2 separate regions of the Mus musculus genome follow, and region 2 is linked to region 1. Evidence: chromatin loops called from intact Hi-C (ENCODE). Cell type or tissue: heart. All regions are shown on one strand. Each heading gives the region's core, and the rest is flanking DNA. Links, peaks and the distances in the headings are about the cores only.

Region 1 (2,917 bases), core at 169-2,668:
TCAATCTTGAACCCTCTTAGTACACTCCAGGAAAGCAATGGAGGAGTCTTGCTCCACGGCAAGGTGTGCAGGAAGGTGTTAGAGAGCAGATGGAAGGCCATCAATCCCACCTCATCTTCCTTTCTGGAACGCAGCTCCCTGCTCTTGAATTCCCACCCAGCAACCACTGAAGGCGCCTGGCAATAAACTGGGGGCAGACTGCAGGCTTCTGTGGCTGTTTCTAAGAGTTTAGCACAGCACACATACGCCAACCCTGTGACTAGAGGAAGTGTTTGAAAACTGTTCAACATGTGCCTTGTTTTTACATAGTGAGCAAATGGCTTGGAAATGCAACAGTTGAGAGAATGAGATATACATTTTGTCTGACAATAAAAGTTGGTTATCTTTTGTTTAGCTAACTAGTGTTAAGGTAGCAGGCAAGCCTAAAGATAGTTAATTGTGGGTGTGTGTATACATACCAGAGGACACAGGGTATATTTAGCCAGCCTACTGGTTGTTTTGACTGCTCTGAAAGCAGTTGATTTCATGGACTAAGCAGTTAAGTTTGAATCTATGACTGAATTAAGGAAGTCAGAAAGCATTTCAGAAACTATCTAGTCGCTTAACACTGGGTCAGTTCACTTACTACTTAATTTAAGTCTGCTGTGGCTAGAGACACTCACAGAAAAATCATTCAAGCCACGGTTAAAGCCAGAGCATCAGAGAAGTTGGTGGCATCAAATAATCCTGATGAGAGCTATGTATATCTCTGAATGGGAAGAGCTATGTGGTCATCAGCCTCCCTGCAGAAGGAGGAGATACCTCTCCAGGGGGAGAAAGCATACCAGGCCACAGTCTAGAACTAGAGTTCAGCTTCAATATTTCTCAGGAAAGGCCTGGGGCTAGGAATGCCTGTAGCACTCTGCAGAGAGGCCCAGTCACAAGAGCACTGAGAGAAGACCTCACTGAGGTCCAGGGATGACGATGACCAGCCTGCTGGAGCCACTCATGAAGTATGAGAGTTTGCTAACTTACAGACCCCAAACCTGGACCAAAGCAGCACACTGACCTGGTGCTCAAGTCCTAGTGACAAGGAACATACATTAGTCCTGTCTCCTCTGCTGAAAGATAACCACTGACAACCTTGCCGAGCCATCAGAGCAGCTCCGAATTTGTTTTAACAATTCAACAACATCACCATTCCTCATTCATCCACTTAGCTTAATTTTCCTAGCATCACTTGCAATGCTGAGGTTGTCTCTATTAAGCCATTTTTCTTGCATCATTAACTTTTAACCAGGCATCGATAGCTTTATTGTTTAAATTGCGTATGACTTTATTTAACGTCAGCATTTCTTCTAGCTCCTGACAAGAAGTCACATTTTATAACTAATTAAATTGATCCCTGGGAAGCAAAAGCCACTAAACGGAATTATTCGAACCCAAGTGTCAATATATTAAATCAAAGGGCTAATGAGTTGGGTCACTGCATCTTTTATTGGGAGGCTACGGCAGAATAGAACTCATATTATCCTCTATTTTCTGCCTTAACAATCAATTTTATTTAAACCAAAGGCAGCTAATTAATACTTTTTGATCTTATAGTAAATAGTGCCTCTTTTCATAACACACAAATGGGGGTGGGAACCTTTCTCTGATACAAGGTGTTCTTTGCATCTTTTACAGAAACAAACAAGGTGATCCATACAAGGTTCTGCAGGCAGCCTATTTTGAGAAGTTCTGGGTTTCAGTGACTAGCATTCTGGGTATAAACACAAGGAATAGTTGCCTTTTGGAGCTGACAATGGAGGCTAACGAGTGTGATTAAGCAACAGCTAAGTGTGTCACACCAGCTTTTTCTCTCAGTCCTGCAGCCACTGAGTAACTGCCTGTACCATGGTCACTTCTGTCTGGACATTCCATTTCAACCCATTGCTTTGTAACTCACTCTTTTCAGTCTTCTGAACTAACTTTGCATCTTCTGACAATAACCCCGTCACCTTTGCTTCTTTTATCGGTAGAAGCATTCCCTTGCATGTGGCAACTGTACGTTCTGCCACATACACGTGAGATTGTTTACTGCATTTCTGTTCCTCCCCCTCAGGAAGCTTCTGGGGTAGTTTTGTCAATTTTGCCTTAGTACCTCTCCTCTCCATATCATCAACCCAGCATTCTTTCCTGCCAGCATGGCCACACATATTATAGGAAGCAATGATAAATCATTTAAACCCTAATACATCCTAATGTGCTTATTATTCAGAGATAAAATTCCTGTTTAAAATTTTATATTTTTACATTTTCTTTGGGAGAATATCACCAAATTTATCATTTTTTTATATTTGGTGAAGAAAAGAAAAAATAACATAAAATCAGATACAGAATTTCTCATCATCTTCAGAATCATAAACAAAGCAATCTTTAAATCATAACTATCATACAAGCACTTAGCAAATATAGAAGTCAAAAAAATTGAGTCCTATACAATCAGGCCTCATGGCAATTAACCTTACAACAGTGAGGAGACCACCTCTAGGAAACAAGGCACTGAGGTCAACATGAAGAAGTTGAGAGTGTAATGAACACGTACATGGCTAACTGCAGTTGCTAGATACAGTTCAGGCAACACCTTTAATGTAGGTCAAAGAATTTCATTGTATATATCTGGCAAAGAGCCAGCATCACCGCAGTTTAAAGGTGGCCTCAAGATCCTCTGGGTTGAATGAATACTATTTATCACATAATAAGTTGTCAAAAGTCAACTCCATCTCTACTACTCAACTCTGCTGATTTACCTACCCAGATCACATGCAGTTCGGAGGGACACCACTGATGTTTTTAACAAAAACAAGGCCTTTCGCCTACAAAGAGTTTGCTTTTACAAATATTACATTACAGTTGCCTTCTTTGTAGACAATGGTTCTTTTTTGGAAGCAACCTT
Region 2 (2,917 bases), core at 291-2,790, 410 kb after region 1:
GCTGATAAGAGAAGGGTGATGTACTTACAGTGACAGAGGGCAGGCTGCGGGAGAAAAGCTGTTTGTGTTAGCCTGCGAGTTACCCAGGGCTGCAGTGAGAGCCGAAGGGAGGAGGCGTGGGAGTGCCCGTCTGCGTACACCTTCACCGCGTCTCATTACATCTGCCAGCCTCTCTCTCCCTCTCTCTTTCATTTCCACATTCCCTTTGTTCCTGAAAAAAAAAATCTACACGTCACATCAGAGTCCCCAGATGCAGTCTACACCAAAGAAAAAAATGAATAATTCAATCAAACTGTGCATAGTCTCTAAGGCAATAAATCTATCGCACTTAAAGAAACGAAGGGTAATTACTACCATAGAATTAGAATAAGGCCAAAGACCAGAGATGTCGCTGAGTCTCTGGATAAACTCCACAGTCAAATAAAGTTTCATTTATTTGATCCTTTTTACATCTTGAACGGGAAGTCAGACAAAAAATTAAACTTATTTTAGAGCTATTCGCATCTTTTGAAACACTGTCTAGAGAGTGGGGGAGGGTATTAGAGGGTCTACCTTGTTCAAAAGCTCCCAAAGACATCAGCTGAGCGCCCGGCACAGACACCAACCAAGACAATGCGTGCTGGTGGAGTCTGTCCAGAGCCCATTTCTCCCACTCCACCCTCCTCCACTCCCCTCTCAACAGCAGAGCGCCCTCCGCTAGCCCACAACTGTGACTCTACAGGAGGGCAGCTGTAATCTGAGAGCCTTACCTGCGGCAGTGCGAAGACCCCAAAGAAACTGTCTTTCGCTGCCACCAACACCCCGTGCCATTCCTACGCACCCCTCCAAAGTCCTGTAACCATCTAGTTCTTCCATCTGCCTACAAGAAACTGTATACCGGATTTCCCCCCCCACGACTGAATGGAAGCTCTATACGGAACTGACTTCTGGATATGCCTTGGGTTGAGTTAAAGCGATGTCTGGAAAGGAAAAGAAGGGGAGGAAAAAAGGAGGGGGCAGCTCAAGCCCTATCCAAGTTAGTCAGAAGGCGGTGTTAGGCGGGAAGCGCCTACGGGAGAAACAGCTGGGCTGCACACTGGCCGTGCAGATCGCAGTTCTAGGAACCGTGTCCTTCGTCCCTGAGGTAAGACTGTATGACTGCCGCATGCTTATTCTTTCACTGTCCGTGTCTCTCTTCTCCGCCCACAACTACCCCTACCCCTAGGGTCGGCCTGCGCGCACCCTAGAGGACTCCAGCGCAGCAAAGAGTTGTATATACCGGAGCCACTCATAAATCGTGGGTGTCACTGAACAGAGATCTGCAAACCTGCTGTTTGCCACAGCAATCAAACCCTCTGTCCTGCCAGTTGCTCACTGACCCAGGGTACTCAGGCCGCACAGTGGGCAGAAGCCCGGACCAGCCAGATCACAGGGGACGGGAGGGGGGTTGGGGGGACTGCAGGCTCAGGTGACGCCAGGAAAGCTCCAGCGTCCCAAACGGGGCTAGTTTCCATCCTAGAAGCGCTTCTGCCTGCTTCGGCGATACAGAAGCGCAGGCTACGCGCACGTGCGTGTACACACAGAAAGAGAGTCATTCAGTCATTCAGTCACGCACGAACGCACGGCTGACATTCCGGCCCAACGATCCATCTACAAGGGCCCCTTTAACAGTCAATTCAGCTCTCGGAGGAGCCGCTGGGAAACTGGAGTTCGTGGAGGAGCCCATGGGTGCCAACTGCCAGTGCAGCCTTTGTTTACGTGCCTCGGTCGCCACCTTGAGGTGGAGCTCAAGAGTGCGCTGGGCTCAAAGCCACTACGACCCATCATGCAGGCAGAGCTGGCAGCCAGGACGACCTCCGGGACAGTTTTTGTTTTGTTTTGTTTTTTGTTTTTTGTTTTTGTTTTTGTTTTTGTTTTTGTTTTAAGCCTACGAAGGTCCCCCTGGAGCAGAGGAGTCCCGGAAGCCGTACTGCTGGGAAACCCAGATCAGAAGATGGCAGAGCGACACCTGCAAAGTAGCTAATGCCAGTACTCAGTGCATTCTCTCACTAGACTACAAACCTGGGGTTAGAGAACAGATCCGAGACCCGGACTTTCAGCACTAACTACCCAGGCAGGGAACGGGTAGATACCTTGAGAAAGACACAGCCTCGGCTCCTACAGGACGGAGGTCATGGCTCAGGGCGGCCTCGGCCTCCCTTGGGTTCCTTTGCTTGCTCTTCGATGGGAGACAAAGGTACTTAGAGATGCAAGCAGTCATAAGCAGAGGTCTTAAGATGAGAACTGAAAACAAGAGAGGAACGTTGAGACAGCATAGCTATGTGCTGCAAAAGCTGAGTCTCAAGTGTCCCACTTCCCAAAAACTCAGGCCTTCTGGGCACCTTAAGAATAGGTTTGGCAAAACAGTAGTGTGCTATTAATTGTATCACCTGCTTCCATCGTCTTAAGCTCATTTTCACTCACTGCTCTGCAGATATATTTGCAGTTTGTATATCAGGCTTTTAAGAGCCCTCTTGTTGAATCTTGCAACAACCTACTGCAGTTGTTCTTTGTTATTCCTGGACAACTGCCTTCAAGACTTGGAGGCATCTTACAAAGCCATCCCAAAGGTTCTCCTCAGAGAACTGCCCTGAGAACACTTCTGAGATTTTTCACTGCTGCTTGAGTACATAAATGTTATTTAAATATGATGTTTTACAAAAGGAGAATTGTTTAAGAAAAAGGACACTTGGGAACTATTTTGAGTTATATGAAAGCTTAAACCAGGACTGGCTGACACCAGCTGTGGCCTCCAGTATTTGGCCAGCAATAAATAAATGAAAGAAAATTTGTAAATAGGTCCACAGCAATATGATGCTAATAGCCAAGAGGAAATGTTTTCTCTGAAAGGAGAAGCAACAAGCCTCGAAGCCAGACCTCTCTCCTGATTTATGCCACA

The links. Hi-C counts contacts between places; a loop is a spot of excess contacts. Peaks named below come from ENCODE experiments on the same cell type or tissue, not always from the same donor. Only the 100,000 strongest peaks of a DNase experiment are listed, where the experiment ranks them.
Region 2: it touches region 1 in a loop (3-fold over the local background); 2 of 42 quality-filtered maps call a loop at or near these places.

Annotation. Positions count from the first base shown.
Region 1 is chr7:115,625,969-115,628,885 of GRCm38, forward strand. All of the region lies in intron 7 of Sox6 (SRY (sex determining region Y)-box 6), which reads right to left. Among named protein-coding and RNA genes, the nearest start is that of Gm51455, 130 kb to the left of the region's middle. In heart, for the core only: no CTCF peak of the experiment used is centred there; no DNase peak of the experiment used is centred there; H3K27ac peaks cover 898 bases.
Region 2 is chr7:116,038,649-116,041,565 of GRCm38, forward strand. Sox6 (SRY (sex determining region Y)-box 6) reads right to left here and starts at 96. Exons shown (of 16, transcript NM_001025559.3): 1 at 29-96. In heart, for the core only: a CTCF peak has its summit at 1,760 (motif pointing left); a DNase peak (open chromatin) is centred at 1,723; H3K4me3 peaks cover 1,881 bases; H3K27ac peaks cover 1,081 bases; H3K27me3 peaks cover 138 bases.